2 separate regions of the Mus musculus genome follow, and region 2 is linked to region 1. The links are chromatin loops, found by intact Hi-C in ENCODE. Cell type or tissue: heart. All regions are shown on one strand. Links, peaks and the distances in the headings refer to the core of each region. The heading gives the core; the rest is flanking DNA.

Region 1 (9,930 bases), core at 1,212-9,211:
ATGCTGGTGCACCTGCAGTATGACGGCTTGCTGCAGTATGGCAGAGAGGGGAGCAGGAGGCTCCAGCACTGCTACCGATCCTCTCCCACAGACTTCGTCCTGAAGCTGCATCGGGTGGAAATGGAGGATGCTGGGATATATTGGTGCAGGGTGACTGAGTGGCAGCAACATGGCCACCCAGGCAAGTGGATCAACCAAGCCTCAGGCGAGTCGCAACGAATGGTGCTCAGGGTGCTGCGCTCAGGTAACTTGGGGGTCACTCAGCCACTGGCTCAGGGGCCGTGGCATATCTCTTCCCCTCTGCAACTCCTGCTAGCCTTCTTTCCTCCTTTCTTTTGGCTAATGATAAGATTTCAAATTCCTCAAAGATAACTTGACTGCCTTCTCCATACTAACTCATTTTAACCAGCAAGGTCTGCGTGAGGTTTGGGCACAGATACCTGACTAATAGGTACATCTGACCTGTCTGACCTTCCCTGCCCAAGCAAAGAGCCATCCGCATCATGTATGCCTCTGATACCCAAACAGCATGTGCAGCCAGCATCCTTACCTCTTGGCTGATGCTCTAATCCTCGGATGCTGTTTTTTAGTGGAAAAGAAAATGAGGCAGAATAAGATGGTTGTTGTGGTGATAGTTCTGCACTTTGACTCAACTGAACCAGAGTCAGTTACACCCAAATACTTCCTTGGTCAAGGGAAGAAAAGAACCCAAACACTCTTCCTCAAAGAACCATTGCTGGGATCTCTACCCAACGTGCAGAGGCAGAACAATTGCTGTGGTTCAAAGCTTTAGAGACTCTGGTCCATGATCATTTGGCCCTGTGACTGAGTCTGCAGCAGCATACCATGGCAGGAGTATGTAGCTGAGCAAAACCACTCACCCCGTGACTAGGAAGTCAGAGAGAAAGGAAGAGGAAGGGCTGGTGTCTCACTGTCCCCTTCAATGATGCGCCTTTAATAACACAAAGATCTCCTACTAGAACCATCTCCCACTAGGCACCACCACCTCCTAATAGAACCAAACTGAAGAGCAGGCCCTTAACACATGGACTTCTAGGGCATCAGATGGTCATTTAAGACCCAAATGGTAGCAATGGTCATTTAGTATCCTCTTTCCATTGTATCATTGTGTCCTGGAAGACTTCAAAGAGAGGACAATGTCATAGAGAGTTAGTTGCCTCCTGGACTCCAACAAAGAGAACCACCACTCAAAGGCCTTTGACCAAAGAGTGACAGTTCTTTGTGTAGGGAAGTCATCCTCAGCCACTGCCTCAGCCTAGTGTCGAATGAGACATGTGATAAGCATCTATGAGGCATGTGCTAATAAGACACATCTTCTAGCAAGACCAATAAATTGGGGCTGGCTATAGGATCTGCCAGATAATTATCTTAGCTACTTCTTTCTTATTCCAGTGAGACTCAAGTAGGTGAAAGGCAAATTACAGGCTGACCTTCTGTTGGAAAAGGAAGACTAGAGAAATTAAGGCAAAGTCTTAGTACTCTACCACAGGAAAGATAAATGGATTTATCATAAAATTGACATTCCTAGGAGACCAGCTGGCTTTAGTAACAGTTCCTGGAAGGAGAAGGGTCCATATGTCAATTTCTCACAGGCAGAGAGCCTCACTACATCCAGTTAGGGTCCACCTGAAGTGTTCCCTAGGGCTCTACCATCCTCTTCCCTGTCTAATCTTCAGGGCTCCATCATCCTTCATCCTTCAGTAATTTTTTTATGTGTCCAGGTAGAATTTTTCTTATCAGCTTTCCATTACAACAGTTATAGATGCTGTTCCACACATCTGGGTACACCCTACAAATGTTTTCCTCTGGAATTCATGGGCCCTATGGAGTCAGCAGTTTTTATAGTAGAATAGGTAACAACCATAGGAAGGACAGACTCCGTGACTAGCAAGCATGTCCCCTATGAGACAGGTGAGATGCTGCACGGTCTATATATGTGAGAACGTGTGGAGCAGGTGCAAAGGAGGAACTCTGGAGGGAGACAGTAAAACAATGACGTCACTTGTGTCTCCTCTGAAAATGCTCACAAGCCTGGGCCACGACCAGCAGGGATTTCACTGCAACTAACACCATGTGTTCCCAAGGCAGCCCTGTGACTGAGACACTGGCCTGGACCACCTCACTGCTCCTGGCTGGTGGTTAGGGAAACAGGCTGGAGCAACAAAAAGTCCTTAAGGATTGGAGACCATAAGCCTAAACTCAGCTTACAGTCCTACCATGTATTAGCTATGTCATCAGACTGTGTTTCCACATATGGGGTTTGGCTTTCTCATAAAAAGAGGATCATAATACAAATACATTTTTTAAAAACCTAGTACAGACACTGGCATATTTTAAGTTTTCGATAAATGTTCCAGTACAGCCAGGGCTACACAGTAAAACACTGTCTGGAAAAACCAAAAGAAAAAAGATACAGTTCCGGATGGAAAGAAAGTCGGGGTGGCAGGAACTTGAGGAGGGTGAGTTCCATTGTGTCTGCATTTTGGAGGAACCAGCAATGGGTGCTTATGCTGGGCTCACTTTCTCCTTCTTTAGAATCTGAGTCTAAGGAATGATGCCACCCACAGTGGGCAAGCCTTCACACCTCAGTTAACATGATCAAGATAACCCTCCACAGAATTGCCTGTTTCCTAGGTGATACCAGATTCAGTCAAGCTAAGGACTCTAACCATCACACATACCTACGTAATATGCTTATACCCATCTATGTGGCAGACTGTTTTAGTTTGCTCAATAAGTAATCGTATGAGATCTGAGCACACAAAAGTACCTATGGCAGAGGTCGTTCCCACAGAGTGGGAAGAGTCGAACCTGCTGTGCTGAGCATCATCAGAGAAATAGTCCCGGGATGCAGAGAGAGCAACTGAACTGGAGTGAAGGGTCAAGGATGGATGCTATCTGGGAAGGTCCCCTATAATATGGATGAATGGGAAGAAGGAAAACTATTCTAAGGAATGGTATACAAGATGGCAAAAAGATCTAAAACTCCATGCCAGAGCAAGGGACCCTCAGTGGTAGAGAATGCCTGGATCTCAATGCACAAGACTAAGCGATGGGAGAACGGGTGTGGGAATAGCACAGAGCTAAGATGTGCTTGGTGTCTAAAGTGAGGGAGAGGTGCTTTATCATGGCAGTTATGGGTGCTACTGCATAGGTTCAGGTGCAGCGGCGACACCCTCAGAGTCACATTTAGAAGGTTCCCATTGAGTGGAGCAGTGAAGCTGAGGTGAAGGGAGGCTGACAGAGCAGGGTGAGCTACATGAAACTGTAGCCAAGATGAGGGGAGATGGAGGCCTGAGCTCGGGCGGTGCTAGTGAGAAGGAGGGACGAGTGAACAGTCAAGTGTTTGGAGGTTGCTAGCTAGCTAGACATCTGTGGTCAGTGAGTGAGCAGAAGAGGCAAATCAGTATTGGGGCTTGGGTGGATCACGAGACCGTTTACCAAGCAAAACCAAACCCAGGCTTAGAGCGGGAGATTTTTCTGATATGTGCAAGTTGAGCTGGACCGCAACTCAAAAAGAGTTTCTAAGAAGCGTTTATCTGGGAAATAGTGGGAATTCCAAGGGTGACCCACACCTAACTTGTACACTAGGAGATATCAATGTATGGCCAGTAATGATGCTCAGGGGAGGACCCCCGAGGTAAAGTGCCAGGCATCAGTGGGTATCAGGTATCAGTGGGTATCAGGAGGTGAGAGAAACTCAAGAGAGGGAAAAGTACAATAGGCTGCTTAAGATAAGAATGGGAGATGCCTCAGGGCTTAAAAAAAAAAACAGCTGTGTAACCATGGTAACTAGAGTTCAGGTCCTAGGACCCCTGCAACAAGCCAGGCATGACCTCATATGCACGTGTGATTCTATTGGTGACAAAGTAGGAAAGCTCTCTGGGGTTTGCTGGTTGCCAGCCTAGGCAAAAAGTAACATGAGCTACAGGAGAGACCCTGACTCAAGAGGACAAGGCAGAGGCACACACAGAGAGAGAGAGAGAGAGAGAGAGAGAGAGAGAGAAAGAGAGAGGGAGAAAGAGAGAGAGAGAGAGAGAGAGAGAGAGAGAGAGAGAGAGACAGAGACAGAGACAGAGACAGAGACAGAGACAGACAGAGAGACAGCGACAGAGAGAATGGGAACATCTTCACTGGATCTAACATGGTAAAGGCAGAAAAGCTATATGAAAGTCAGCCTGAGGAGGCTGAAGAGTGAGGAAGCTGACAGGCTAGGTGTAAGGTAATTTCTCAAGAGCTGTAAAGGTCAGGAGAGAAAACCAGAAGAAATGGCAGGGAACATTGATACATGAGGTTTAATTATTTGTCCTGCTTGAGGTTCAAGTCGGTAGGCTCGGGGGCATGTTTACAGTACACAGAGGAAGAGGCAGCAGGGTTGGATGGAGATGCAGTCCTGACAGCGGCCCAGCATCTCCTCCTAATATCCTTCCTGGTCTGCATCTGAGCCCTTGTGGTTCTCCGTCATCACCCTGCAGCTACCTGTACCATACAGATCACCACTAGGGGGCACCCAAGACAGGCACAGATGTTTGCTGGCGTTGACTCAGTTGACTCCTGCTGACTGCCAGCTCTGCATGTTGGTAGACTCCAAATCAAAGACAGCTTATAACGGCTCCTCACTTCACCACCTCCCCTATTTGGCCACACCAGATGGGGTTAGCTTTAGAACTCCACGAAAGAGCCATGGATCACGTGGCTTGAGTGGAGGCAGAGCAGACATATCCTGGACCTAGTTCCTCCCTCCCCCCACCCCCAACTGTCTCTTTACAGTGACTCTCTAAGGTGAGTGCTATAAGGCTGAGCCTTTTTGTCTCACCTCAGATCCTAAGTACAAATGTGTTGCCTGGTTTTTTTTTTTTTTTTTTTTTTGTTTGTTTTTTTTCTGAGTTAAGGTTTCATGCTCCCAGGCTGTTTGAACACATGCTATGTAGGATAATCGTGAACTTGTGATCTTTCTGCCTCTACCTCCTCAGTGCTAGGATTACACATCTGCCCTATCACAGCATACATATATACACATATATACACAGCACACATAGACAACACGAGGGTTCAGACCCAGATTTTTGTGCATGCATGCCAGACAAACGCCTTACCTAAATGTTGTGTTCTGAAAAATTGTCTTGATGCAGTGGTAGGCCAGACCACTGTATCTCTGTTTTTATTTAGATAAGAATTTATTAAGGAATGGATTCTTAAAGGAGGCATGCATTCCTCCCACACTGGAGTTTCTAGAGAGGCCATTTGTTTCTTCTCCTCGGCATACTCAACAAGGTCTGGCACGAGGCACTGAGCTAACACTTGAGAGAATGAACAAGCACTCCTTCAATTAGGTTAAAACAGGAAGCTGTCAGGGGCCGCCTACACTTGCTGCAGAGATCCAAACCCCACTTTTAGTTCTTGGCAGGAGCCAGATCTCTCAAGTGACCTCATATGGCCCAAGTTCTGAATGGAGGTAGAGAGAGGCTGAAAACACCTCTCTCTCTCTCTCTCTCTCTCTCTCTCTCTCTCTCTCTCTCTCTCTCAAGTCAGCATTTCCTCAGAAATGTCCAAAAGCAAAGCTCTTCCTGGTGTGCCTGGACATGGGCAGAAGGAAGCAACTTCTAAACGATTGCTCAAGACGAAGTGAGTTCATTACGTCTTTGGCTCCATTCTGCAGGCCTTGTTCTTTGAGTCTGGGGCACTTAGTCGGATTGATTCAAAATGCCAAACTGTAATGGTTTCGTGTGTCACCAGCTCTCTTCCAAATCTGGGTGAGAGGCAGATGGTGGGAAATGGGCACCGCAGGATCCGGAGCAACCAGTGCCCTCCCCTGAGAGGTCATTTAGAAGCACCAGAGCTGACAGTGGCTCACACTTGGCCAACTCAGCACTGTGCAGAGGGCCCTGTGCTGCCCTTTGGTGGCAGACTGCACTAAATGGAGTTGTCTCCTCCCAGGAAGGCAGTTCCTTCATGCTGAAGGCTAGCGTCTTGGGGGCAGAATAACCCAGTGCCACATTTCTTCCTGCATCCTGTGTGCCCGTCCCTGTCACCATCATCATATGCCATCCCAGCATCTGTGAGACTCACCACAGACTCACCTCCTGATTCCCTCCCACCCGACTAGAAAGAAAGCCAGCAGATTAGTTCCCTTGCTGTTGCTATGATAAAACACCGTGACCAGGGTAACTTATAGAAGAATTAATTTGTTTGGGCCTATAATTCCAGAGGGTTAGACGCCATGATGGCAGAGCAGAGGCAGCAGGTAGTGGGTATGGCAGCTGGCACAGACAATGAGGGCTCACATCCTGAACTACAAGCACGAAGCAGAGAAAGTGAACTAGAAGGGCAGTATGGCTCCTTAAACTCTCAAAGCCTGCCACAGTGACATATTTCCCCCAGCACGGCCATACTTCCTACTCCTCCCCAGGCAGCACCAACAACTGAGGACCAAGTGTTCAAACGCCTGAGATAGATGGGGTTATCTTACTCAAATCACCGTAGCCAGGGTCTCCAAAGCACTTGACTTTCCCTGTGGAGGGTGAGATTTAGCCATGGAAGAACATGAGAAGTCCATTGTGGTTGTTGGCTTCCCATCTCTGGGACAGAAGACCTGAGATAACTTCTAAGGAAGAAAGGAATATTTTTGTCTCATTGTTTTGGAGTTTTCAGGGCATGGTTGGTTGGTCTATGGCTTCCGTCTGGCAGCAAGATGGATAAGAGGGGAGGGTGTGGCACTTCAAGAACCTTCTCACCTCTTGGCATCCTGGAAGCAAAGAGAAAAAGGGGAGGGAGGGAGGGAGGAAGAATAAGAATGAATGAATACCAGAACTCTACTGTCCCCTTTAAGGCTGTGCTCCCAGTGACCTATGACCTCCCGTTGAGCTCCACCTCTTAAAGGTCCCATCAACTTTCCAGTAGTGCCAAGCCAAGGCCACATCTTTACTACCTGGCTCTTTTGCAGGACATTCCAGATCCAAACTACAGAGCTGAGGTCTCTGTGGGGAATCAGTAACCTAGGGAGAAGGTTGCCTGGGCGTTTCTCACTTGTCCCAGGAACATTTCTAGCTCATGTCTATTGCTTACTCACTCAACAAATGGTCCAGGTATTGTATTAAATGTTATATTTCATATTATCTCATCGCAGCTCCATAAGTTATTATCCCTGTTTAGTTGATAAGGAAATAGAGGCTGGGGGAGATGAATAACTTCTCCAATGTTCATAAGAGTGAGTTGAGGAGTGAAGAAGAGCTGAACCAAGTTCTCTCTGAAGTACAGGCGGTTACTCATTCACTCCGGTGTAGGGACCGCTCATGGCCAGTGTTTTCTTAGGGACTCCATGGCTCCATCCCCTCCCTGTGAAAGGTTTTGGGTCTGGGGTCAAGAGAGACACTAAAGCAGATTGCCATGTTTGGGTAAGAAGTTTATTACAAGGGTTATTAATGCCAAGGACAGACAGCAGCATGGCAGGAGCCCTAATGAGTGTTCAAGCCCACGGGCAGAGTTAGGAGGGCACCTCTTAGAGGTCTCAGGAAGGGGATGGGGTCACATGGTGAGCGTGCAGCCAGGCTCTCTCTGTTTCAGCGGCTGCAGAGTGGAGAGCAGAAGGGAATTCCAGGAAAGAGATGTGCAGCTCTGAGGATCTGGGGAAGTGAGGAAGAAGGGCCTGGCTAGTTGACGTCTATCCAGTATATGGTGGAGGCATGTGTCAACGCTGGTGCCCTTTTGATATTCCAGGGGGTCCAGCCCTGAGGTTTGTAAATTTGCTTGGGGAAGTGAAAAACTGTGGCTGTCTGTCATTCTCTGGGAGTCTGGACACCTGAGGAAACTGTTGACACTCTCCTAGATGGGCTTTCTGTAGGGGGCCCGTCATTTCCTGACAGTGACCACTGCTATAAAAAGAAGCTTCTTTGGGTAGCCATGGTTGAGTGGCCTGGCCTATTCTAACACAACATCGCAGCCTGCTTCATTTGACCATGCTTGCCAGCGTCATATCACATGCGACCCAGGGGACTAATTATCATTCGCCTGGATCATTTGAAAGAAGAATGCAGAAAGAGGTTAGAAAAAAATTAAAAATTAAACCAGGCATGGTGACACACTCCCATAATCCCAGCCTTTGGGAAGTTGAGGCAGGAAGATCTTGTGTTTGAGGTTAGTTCAGGCTACATAGTGAGACTCAGCCTCAGATCAAAACAAACAATAGGAAAAAAAAATTCAAAATCTCTCTCTCTCTCTCTGCCATTGATTACATTTTCAAGAAGGAAAATCAGATGCAAGATGAAAACTACAATTGAGAACAGAAAAAAAATATCTAGGCCACCAACTCTGCAGCTCTGTGCCAAACCCATTCAGAACTGACAGCCTAATGCCAGGGACCGACACTGCATGATGGCGGCCACCTTGGCTCTTGCATGGGGAATACACTCGGTAGCTGGTTCCTTCTCCAGGATCCTGGAGGACTTTCGGGGGAGGTGCGTTACAAGGTACAGAGACATGTAAGACACAGGCCCAAGCCTCCAGGAGCTCACAGTACCTATCACGAGCAAATGTCTGGGCTCTCTCTTGATTTCCAGTGAAGAGGCAGTCTTTGACGTGTAAAGTGCTTCAGAGAGGCCCCAAGGGGTCTTTTCTTTTGCACTTGGAGGTTGGTCAGAACGACCTATCAAAACTGTTTTATCACTGGGAATCCATAGTCTCGGAAATTGTATAGCTTAACCTTTGAAGAAGAGAGGTCTCCTGTCGTTAGTTTCCCAAGCAAAGCACAGCTGCTGTTAGCATCGGATTGTTCAGAATAGCCCTGATTTCAAATAGTTCAGAAATGTAGTTGGAAGAGTGCAGTGAGTGGTTGGTACCACTTTACACATGTGGCTTTCTGCTGAATGCCTGTAACCCAGGCCTTTAGCCATTAGCCCAGGGTACCATTTCCGAGGACCTGTGGTGGCCGCAGTCCTCTCTGCTTTGCCTCTCTGGGAAATGACCAGGAGCCCCAATGCCCCACATGTCAGTCTGTTGATGGTGCCTCCCATCGGCCTGCAGCTGCGGAGGATCGGAGGATCGCATGCTTTGGCGTGCCTCTCTGTATGGTGGCTTTGACTCTGTGGCGGCATTCAGTTTGGTTTAAGATCACCAAAGGCAGGAACCCAGGACACTTAGCCATTCTCAGTCCAGGGAAGAAAGGAGCCGAAACAAAGGGCTGTGTGACAAGGAGGGGTGAGCACGGGACCATGCAAGAAGTCTGGGAGAAGTGAGATCCAACCAGACAGGGACTGTGCCCAGTGGCTTAGATACAGGAAGTGAGAATTGAGCATAGTGGGGCAAGGAGTCAGGACCCGGGATAACCTATATGTCATGGGTCAGGGGCAAAAGTGCCCTCCTTCATAGGCACAGCTGTTACTGAGGACAGCTTAGTGCACTGTGAGTTTCAGAAACAGCAGTGGGAATATCTCAGTTAAAAATTCAGAGCCAGCCACACAGTTGAGAACGAGAACTGAATTATACATATCTTTTCTGAGGGAAGAAGATTAAAGGAAAGGTTTTCTTTCTCTCTCTTCTTTTTTTTTTTGTTTTGCTTTTCTTTTTTGGCTGGTGGTTGTAAGTAGGTCATTGGCAGCTGTACAGCTGCAATGGCCGGGCAGGGGGAAGAGGTGTGTGTTGGGAATGTCCTGGGCCTGTTCTTCCAGTGCACTTGCAGGGCGAGAGGCCTGTGCCATTCCACCTTGTCATCTACACGGACTTGCCGATAATGATGTGTAGGGAGACGTACTCGCCTGCTCGGCCCCGATCGTTGGGACACTGATTGATTGTCTTCTGTGTTTCTCTGGTTGCAGAGCCCACGGTCTCCTCCCTGATCTGCTCCTCGGGGCCCTTGCTCCACTTCCTCATCGTCTGCCCCTTCGTCATGCTGCTCCTTCTGGCCACGTCCTTCCT
Region 2 (9,930 bases), core at 1,045-9,044, 73 kb before region 1:
GTACTGTGCTGGGCCTTGGGCTCAGAGGTACTGCAGGCTCAAACCCAGGTCACTGGAGCCTGCAGCTTCCACAAGGACAGCACAGAGAAACCACTGCAGGCTAATGTCACTGCTAGGGATAGCCTGGGTGTTCTTGGTTGTCTAGGAGTCTAATATCTTTTGATATTGGAGGCTCCAGCCTCCTGGGAGACCTTGGCTGACTGATTCCCTGCTCAGGAATGTGAGTGTGTGGCCAGTTGTGTTTGCTGGAAAGGAAAGCAGGAAGTTATAACCAGGGATCGTTTTTTTTGCAACGTGCATGGTTCTGGGCAGCATTTCTGGGATCTGAAAGAGGGAGTGAACATCTCCATGAGTGGCTTGTGGCAGCTAAGGCATGGCCATCACTGTGGGCCTTTGCTCCATTGGCTGCCGAAATGACTTTCCCCATGGACTAAGGTCTCCTTCCACGGGAAACCTGTAGCTATTCAGTGTACATCAAACAACTATTCTAATGTGGCAGGCAGGGTCAAGAGCTTAGCTTTGCCGCAGGTTCACCGTTGGATGAAGGAATTTCAGTTGTAAACACGGTCCCTCAAGCCCTACAGCATCTGGTTACATGACTGATACTCTCTCAGTCAGGCGATTGTAGCAGCTAGCTCCAACCTGAGTAGCAGCCTTTCCATCCCTTCTGGTGTTGAGCCCAGCGCCTCCCATTTGCTTGACAAGCACCTACTGGTTAGGTATGTTGCCCTTTTTATTTGGGGATAGGACCTTGCTGAGTTGCTCCAGTTGGCCTTGAACTTCTATTCCTCCAGCCTTAGCTTCCAGAATAGCTGGGACTACAGGCTTGTACCAACACACTTGGCCTTGTGGTCTTTTTGTGTGTGATGGGCCTCTTTGGCTGTCTTTTGAAGCCTGTAACCTTCTAAATTCATGAAACATCATACACAAGGTGACAGAGGAAGAATTATAACTGAAGTAGTTAGGAAAATGTCTCTAAGACAAATTTGTTTTATACTGGTACTTTGCTTCATTATTAACACGTGAATAATAAGCCATATTGCAGGCCTGACAACCATCTGAATTTCTAGGGAGCAGTGAATGCAGATGATGTTTCAGATGTCTACAACTACTGTAAAGTCATGTATGAAGAAGACCTCTTATTTCTGTCGGTGACCAAGCCCTGGGTATAGGCCATACTATACCACCTTGTTGCTTATTTTCACCAAGGCAGGAAATGCGATGTCTCAGCTCAGTGCAGGCTAATGAAAATAAAATTAGGAACAAATGTCCCATTCACGTGCACAGGCTCCCTAAATTCTCTGTGGATCGTAAGTTAAGAGTCATTGCTCAAGGGTTATGAGTTCACTGTGTGTGCCCTCTCTCCCTCCTCATTCCTCTCCCTCTGGCCTTGTAACCCTCTCTCTATCTTTATTTATGGTTTTAGACAGTTTTACTGGCCTAAAACTCACAGGCTTGTCTTGAACTCACAGAGATCTGCCTGCCTCTGCCTTCCAAATGCTAGGACGTGTCCCACCATACCCAACTGTGGAGGTGGTCTTTTGCTTTTAATCAATCTCTGTACTGGTCACAGGTGACTGGTCGTGCTCACTGACCACTGTGGCATTGTAAGTGACACAGAGCCACTTAATAGAAAAGCTGTGTCACCTCTGTGGTAAGTCCTCCTGTGGTGATACTAATCATACTTAAATAGATTTAGCTATATTCTCCTGGAGAAAGCCGGGATTGCCACAGGCTTTGCCCAGATCTCCTCTTGCATTCCGAATCCTTAGAGCTCCTCCCTGCAGCTTGCTCTATATCATCTTCCAGTGTCAGACCCACGAATCTAGAATATATTGTTATTCTCCATATATATAAAACCCATGGTTAGTGATAGGACAGATATTTAGCCATGTTCACTGAGAAAATGGCAAAGTAGACTACACAGCTGCAAAGACATAGCTGCCAGTGTTTCTGGGCCCTAGGAATGCATTTGATCTGTAAAGAGACAGAAGGATAAACAACTTTCAACCCCTTTTTCCTAATACTATGCCCACCTCATTTTCTGTCATGTGTTGGGATGGATGTTGGACTTGGCTTAAAATAATTGTTTGAAATATATGTCAAGATTTGTAAATATTCATATGGAAGCAATATCTTCCAGAGGCCATAGGCTCTTAGGATGGGTGTTTTCTGAACTGGGCACCAGTCTTTATCCCTGAGCTTCCTGGGAAGAGCTGTGGCTGCTGAATGGGTTTTGCTGGAAGACGGGGACTGTGTCTCATTTGACTCCACAGGGAGAAGTTAGCTAGCTGTCTGTCATTTAGTGACAGTTCCCAGAGCATCATTGTAACTTGAAATTTTCCACTCTGATTACAGATGTTTCACATCTTTAAAAAAAAAAAAAAGCCCTGAATAGAGTAAAATGTTTCCATTTAAAAGCTTTGGCAATGGAATGCTGAACAAGACCTCTCTTGAGTCAGGGACACTCAATACTTCAAGTATTTACCTAAATATAGCTTACTTTAATTGTCCCCAGTCATGAGAGAACAGTAGCATGGAGAATCCAGAACTCATTGGGTTTGGGGTTCAGTGTGTGTCTCCTGCTTGAGGTTTAGCCAGGTGTGTCTAAGAAAATGATAGTCTACATACGTCGTACTGTGAAGGAACTGTAGTCTACATACATCACGTTGTGAAGGGCTGAATCACTAGGAAAATTGTCTGGTTTCACTTTCCTGGCTCATCAGCATAGAAGTTTTCACCCCGCCCCCAGGATGCTGGAGCCAGCGATGCTAGGGAGGCTCTACCTGGAGCTACTGTGTGCTTCCGCCTCCGCTTCGGTAAATGACCATAATAGTACCCACCCCTGTTGTTATTCTCAGAATCTACTTACAATAAGTACACAAAAGCCATAGGCGATTTTTACTGGTGTTCTTTGTTGCTCTTTTCCAACACCAATTTAGTGTGTGTCATGAATTTATTCATTAACTATTCCTCTAGCACTTTCAACTGTACAAAGCCTTCTAATTTTAACACCATAAATCAACCTAAAGGGGCGACCATGAGGGAGGTAAGGAGAAGGGAGGAGAGGGGACACGCGTCACTCGATCACTCGATGGGCTTGTTTTTCCTCTTCCAGCTCTGCAACTGGCCGTGCCCAGGACAGTGTCTGTGACTGAAGGAAAGGACCTGGATCTTTCTTGCAACATCACAACAGACCGTGTGGATGATGTCCGGCCTGAGGTGACATGGTACTTCAAAAAGACACCCGATACCTCTTTACTTGCCTCCCACATGCTGGCGCGGCTTGACCGTGATTCCCTGGTCCACAGCTCACCACACGTTGCTCTCAGTCACGTGGATACCCGCTCTTACCATCTACTGGTGCGAGATGTTAGCAAAGAAAACTCGGGCTACTATCTTTGCCTTGTGGCCCTCTGGGCTCCTGGACACAACAGGAGCTGGCACAAGGTGGCAGAGGCCATGTCTGCCCCGTCTGGTGTAAGCGTGACCTGGCTAGGTGAGTAAGTAGCTTGAGGAATGCCATTTAGCTTCTCTGCTTAATCCTTCCTGCACTCAGGAAGTGTGTGGTGTGCTGGGCATTCTGCCCCATGTAGATGTGTGGCTCAGACAAGTGTCCTTGAGCTCCCAGCTATAAGGAAGCCGGATGGGTTGCAGCAGTGTGGCCAGCAAGGGCAAGCATGGGTGGTGTTTGTCTCCATGCCCCTGCTGGAGGAAGTGGCTTCTTTGTTGTTGAGAGTGTCTGCCTGGGAGAACTGAGGTGAATGGCTCTGCAGTGGCTTTGTTACAGAGACAGCCATTCTCTTCTCTTTACTTAGACTCCTGGGTATTTCTGCCCTGGGCTAGGGCTCCCTAAAGCTCAATGAGAAAGAGCAGCCACTCCTCCAGCTAATGGCGAATGTTTTCTACCCTTGATGCACTGGAAGCCCCTGGTAGTTTTAACTGCAAATATCATTTACAGTAGGGGCCATCTTCCTCCCTGTCTCTCCTCAGGCTCCCAGTCCTGGAGCTGCCCCAGGTGGAGGAGTGGAGGTGTCACCTCACCCCATGCTTTATAGCAGCTTGTAACATGGGAACGTGACTGGTATCCTCACTGTGTCATCCTGCTTGTCATGTATGTGATCCCTGGAGCGCCCTTCCTTATCACATATGTGATTGTGGCTGTGTTCTACTTGTCCTATGTCCTCTGATAGATTGTCATCTCGTTATCATGTGTGCTTCCTGGAGAGTGCTCATTTTGTAATGTGTGTGCTGTGTGCTGCCAGGTAAGCCCTCCTTCATTATGTATGTGCTCCCTTGTGTATGTCTCACGTTTTCATGTGTGCTCCCTGGGAAGTCTTCATTTTGTCATATGTGCTCCCTGGTGTCCTCACTTTGTCATCTGTGTCCTTCCTGCTGTGTTCACTTTGTCATTTGTGTTCTCCCTGCTGTGCCCACTTTATCCTGCTTGCTCTTTGGTATCCCTGCTTTGTCATCTATGTGATCCTACCATGTCTTACATGAGATTGCTGGCTTTGACCTGATCTCTTTCCTGTAGTGCCCCTGGTCTTTTTTCTTATGCATCTGACCATGGGGAGGAATGTGTAGTAGCTCCTTTTGTTCAAGGGTGGTAATGGCCTTGATCATTCAATTCAGCTTAGGTGGGAGGGGCTGGTGGGGTGTGGCTGGCTCCCCACCTGCTTCATTTCCACAGTGGTCAGCCTATGGTCAGCTCTTCACTGCCCTCACAGGGCTTTGAGCCCTGACAAAGACACTTGATTTGTCTTTGATTAAGGAGGCAACACTGATCTTTAAAGGGCAGTAAAAGACTTCATCCTCTGTCTGATGCTAACCCTCCTCCTACATGTGCATGTCTCCAGCTCCTATGGAATTCTTCTCTGTCTTATATAGAGGTCCTATGCTGGCTCAAGGGTGCACTCCCTGTCTGTCTGTCCCTAAGAAATGGATGGGAACTTGTGAATGGTAGTACGGTGCAAGGGAAAGCATCCTTAGAGAGTAAGCGGTAGGGAAAGGCTAGTTGGGACTGAGACTGGGGGGGGGGTGGTAGCCCTGTGAGCAAAGTGGGGCTTTGATATCTAAAGAGCGAAAGGAGCAGGCTTATCTGCTTTCATTCCTGCAGTCAGGAGCCTGCGCTCCGAGGCGCTCTGTGAAGTCCTGGGCTGGAACAATGTTGGCCCAGCCAGGACTCTCCTTAGCAACCTTCAAAATAAAACAGATGTTGTCAGCACCAAGAGAAGAGTTTTCATCTCTGGAGTTGAATCTGTCTCACAGCTCTGATCCTGGTGCATTGTGTGGTGCTGTCAAATCCCCACTCTGGCTTCCTCCCCTCCCCGCCCCCTCCAACTTCTGAGTCCTAGCTCTGGGATTTTTTTTTTTTTTTGTGAAAATTCTGCCTGCACTCCAATTCTGAGGGTTTCTTTGAAGTCCTGGTGTATTGATCCCACATACCCTGGGGGAAGTACAGGCACTGTCAGACATCAGGGGCAAGCTCTGGGAGGGAACGGGCTTTGTAACTGAAGGGATTTGTTGGTGACGTGTTCTCCAGAGACTGAGGGGAAATAAAGAGGCTAAACTGTGGGAAAGACTCCCTGATTATCCTAAGGGTCCTGCCACTCGTTTTCCTGCAGAGTGCCGGTGCCATTGTGAAAGACATGAGTGCACATCTCCAGTGCATGCATGGAGCCCCAGAGCTTCTGTGTGCTTTACACAGACTAGGCCTGCCCCAACATATAGATAGCGTAAAACCCATGCATCCAAACCCAGAACTGTATGCAGGCATGACCGTGGCTTAGAGTATGCAGAGGCCCTTGCATAATTGTGAGCTCACCAGGAGTGTAAACATTATAAAAACAACTGTGTTCTTCTCTGTCTTCCTCTTAAGCCTTCACCCCGGTCTCTGTGACTCATGGTTTGCAGCTGCTTGGACGCTTGTCAGGAGACGAGTCGGGCCTGAGTACAGCCACAGGCCTTTAGTCACAGTCTGCAGACTGCATTCTCTGCCCAGAAACTGAGGCAGCTGACTGACCCTACATGTTTTCTCTAGAAATGTAATTTGTGCATGCCATCAAATACAACTCGGGCCTGTATAAGATAATGAAGATGTGACACACACACACTCACAGACACACACACACACAAAGCCAGGAACACAGCTGACCTGCTAAGTATAGAGGTCATCCTAGGTAGGTGATGTGGACTGTTGTCTCTTAGAGAGTGGGATCCTCGTGCCCATGTGATGCAGCACTTGGTTTTGCACTTGACACATTGAGAATTCTAATTACCATTTATTGAACACCTTTTCCAGGCCCTGACGGAGAACTTTATATGTATTAAATGGTCAGGTGGGAAGTGCTTATGATCATCTTTGGGAAGGAGACTCTTCCCCCATTGGCTAATTCTGGTTTCTTGTCTGGGATGGCTTAGAATTGTGGCTTTAGTTGAATCTGTCCTAGGCATTGTCTTCGTGTATGGGGAATGTCTTTGGCCTTGGAAGTCAGCTCTACCTCCTGAGACAACCAGTCCCAAGTCCTAAAGATGGGCTGTTCCTGTTGTCCCAGTTGATGACGGGGTGGGAACTGTCTTAGCCCATTGTCTTACATGGGCCTACTATCGATGGTCTGAGAAATGAACAACCCTTTGCAGCAGGGTGGGAGGATCTGGTGAATTTTTGTAAGAAGGTGAGAGAAAGGCCTTTTGCTAAGATTTGTATTCCTCTTTGAAGAAGGAAAAGCTCTAGTTGGTTTGCAAAATGAAGAACAAAGCAACAGACATAAAGAAATAATCAAGATCAAAAGAGGCAAAGAGAATCCAAGAGCAGTTATTGCTTGGGATGAGTTAGTTGAGTGGTTGGCATGAATTTGTTGCTGCATTTGAGCACCAAATTTGTAGAGTTTTGAAGGCGAGACAAAAAGAGATGTTCTTATCCAGTTGTCTGAGAAAGAAAACATAAACTTTTGGAGAGGCAAACTTTTTCTTGGCACTGAATTTATCCCATGTTTTTTTCATTTTGGGGTGGAGGTGGGGGCAGTGGATAATTTAATGGCTAGTGCCCACAACTGTTCTTTTACCAAAGGCCTTCAGTGATTGTTCAAATGTATGTTTCTTATACCCATGCTCTCTAAGAGATGAGGGTGTGAATTGTAAGTGTGGAAAGGAGTTTCTCTCTCGAAAGAACTTGAATTGCTTCAGGAAACAAATGTTGCTTTGTGTTGATCCAATTTAGTGTATGGCTGAAACAGAGAGCCAAGCGGAATGGCCAGTTAATCTGCACATTTTAAGCCATCTCTCTGTGCTATCAAATGTCTTAAACGAGCCCTTGGCAGGAGTTGGTTACTAATCAGTTTATGGTTGAGCTCTCTGCCCGAAGTACCAGACTTCTGTTAATTAGAGAGGGCTCCTAAGGCTCAGGATGCAGGAGGAGGCACAAGAGCAGGAGGGGGCAGGGCTGAGCTCTGCTGGTCAGTCCTGAGAGTGGATTTGCATTCTTCACCACTGGAGAACTGGCATCTCTTCAGCAGTGTGCCAGCAAGGAAGGTAATTACTTTCTTCTTTAAAAGGAGCTGTTAACCTGCTAAGCACTTGGTAGACACTCCGGTGTTCTGGGCCGTCTGTAGGACAGACATCCTGGTTAGATATATGGTGGTTTTTAGCATGGCTATTGCCTGTATCTGTCCAGGATTATTCCAGAAAACCGGTGGAGTAGTGGAGTCTGCTTTGTCGGTTTCGGCATTCTTGGTTTAATGGGAGTGCATCAACCTGGCCCGGCGCCTCCCAGTTACATCCCTGGTACTTTCCTTGGTGTTGGTGGTGACTTATTAGTGCTTAAGGGTCTCCCTCACCAACTTGTTAGCCAGCTAGGACGTAGGAGTACTCATGCATTCAGGAACCAAACTAGCATGGAGGAATCAGGAAAATGTGTGTAGGAAAATGGACGTCGAATTCCCAAGAGGTGCAAGGGTTAGAGCCAGCCCTTCCTCCTGTGCTCTGGATATTCCTGGCCCTCTCTGAGAGGAGTGAATGAGGATGAAGGGAGCTGAGGCAGGCCATCTGAACTGCGTATTGCTCTGAGATGGCTAATGCTGACTTCTGTCATGATAATTGTTCCTCTTGGACTCTGCAGAGCTATCCCTCCCACCCCACCCCCATCACAGGACTTAATTTGTAGCCATCTCTGTTTAAATATGAGAGTCTTTATTATACAGATGAGTGTGCTAACTCTTGGAGTATCTGACCGTGGCAAGTGCCTGGAAAGTGGAGTGCTCCTCCTGGTCTTTCTAACCCTGCCCTTCCCACATTATCTATACAAGGTTACAGTTGGAGAGAGGGGGTTAAAACATGCCCTCCTGGAATGCAGCATGTGTGCCTGGGGAGCAGGGTCAGAGCTTCTCTGATAGCATCACTCTGAACTTCTGGGAGGGAGCAGGCCAAGAAAGCTTGGTACCCCAGGGGTGGGATGAGCCTGTCCAGGTAGTCTGGGTTGGGAGCCAGATGACCTAGATAGAAAGCTCTCCCATGCAATTCTGCTCACACTCTATGCAGAAATTCTCTAACTTAGCTTCCTGAGCTTCATTTTTGTTTGTCATTTGAAACATACACAAAGATAATACTAATCCTATAACATGGGAGAGTTAAGCCAAATTCCAAGAAAGTATTATGGCCTGCTGCCTGGCATCTAGAAAGCCCTCCGAAAATGCTGATTGTCACTCTTGTTACTGCAGAATGGGATAAGCTATATACCTTCTTTATAGACTTGTCAGAGTAAGTGAAGGGTGTCTGCATACCTCGCCGACACACTAGGAAAAGCAGGCACCCTGGAAACAGTAGGCAGGAAATACTGTGGTCTGTAACGTAGCCAGTCATTCTCAAGGTTTTCACTGTTTGGAAAACTTGGAGAAAGGCATTTAGTGATCCCTGTTTGTAGTGGAGTCTCTCTTCGGAGGAGGGTCACCTGCGAGTCTATAGCTTTGGAGAGAGAGTGTCAGAGCAGGTGTGGACCTGGTACCCAGATTAGAAAGCAGGCCCGAATTCTCACATGCTCTTGGCGCTCAGCTTGACACGGCTCCGTGTTCCGAGAGAGCTGATAGATAGCATGGGTGGGTGTTTATTTTCAGCTTCTCAAAACAAATTTACAAACATTTGCAGAAGAAATAATCACCAGCTTTAACTGCAAGTATCTTACTTATCTGATTTCAACTCTCTCTCTCTCTCACACACACACACACTCGCTCGCTCACATGCACGCATGTGCGCGCTCACATACACTTTTTAATCTGCAAGAGCATAAAGCATACTCGAGAGGCCATGTCTTTTCTTCTGCGAGACAGGAGCTCTTTCCCTTTGTAGCCCAGCTGGCCTTGAACTCAGCACCCTCTGGCCTCTGCCTCTCACATGCTGGAACTGCAGGCAGGTCGTACCTCAGCAGCCTCCAGATACCACTTACCACTGAGTACTTGAGGATGCATCTTAACTGATGAGCATTTTCAGACATAACCCTCCTTGCGTCCTTAGCTGATTTCTTGATGAGACCAGGCAGAATGTAGCAGTAATCAGTGCTGAAATACTACGCCCGAAATGAGCATTTTTATGCAAAATATTAAATTTAGTCCAATTCAGCCAGTATGCTAATATCTTTGATATAGAAGGTGCTTTATGCATAGCATGTGCAGAGAGATGCTCTGAGTAGCCTTGAAAAAAGTCCTAGAAGATTCCATGAGCTGTACATACAAATAACAGAAGTTTAAGGCAGTGTTCTAGTAAAATCTCCAGAGATTGAGGGGCCTGGCAGGTGGTAAGATCTCTGCTGAACACTTTGTGACTGAGAAGTGAGGATATTTGACAGTGTGCCCAGGGAGTTCAGAGGAGGCATTCTGTGTTGCCAAGGTAAAGCAACAAAGAAAAGGGTGTGTGTCAGAAGCCTAGAGAAAGACACAC

What was found. Hi-C counts contacts between places; a loop is a spot of excess contacts. Peaks named below come from ENCODE experiments on the same cell type or tissue, not always from the same donor. Only the 100,000 strongest peaks of a DNase experiment are listed, where the experiment ranks them.
Region 2: it touches region 1 in a loop (1.9-fold over the local background); 2 of 42 quality-filtered maps call a loop at or near these places.

What each region holds. Positions count from the first base shown.
Region 1 is chr3:100,993,795-101,003,724 of GRCm38, reverse strand. It overlaps Cd101 (CD101 antigen), which reads left to right. Exons shown (of 9, transcript NM_001167906.2): 8 at 1-244; 9 at 9,831-9,930. Among named protein-coding and RNA genes, the nearest start is that of Ttf2, 29 kb to the right of the region's middle. In heart, for the core only: a CTCF peak has its summit at 4,520 (motif pointing right); DNase peaks (open chromatin) are centred at 4,504 and 5,364.
Region 2 is chr3:101,066,379-101,076,308 of GRCm38, reverse strand. It overlaps Ptgfrn (prostaglandin F2 receptor negative regulator), which reads left to right. Exons shown (of 9, transcript NM_011197.3): 4 at 3,119-3,499. Among named protein-coding and RNA genes, the nearest start is that of Gm52612, 38 kb to the left of the region's middle. In heart, for the core only: no CTCF peak of the experiment used is centred there; DNase peaks (open chromatin) are centred at 5,168 and 5,918; H3K27ac peaks cover 4,121 bases.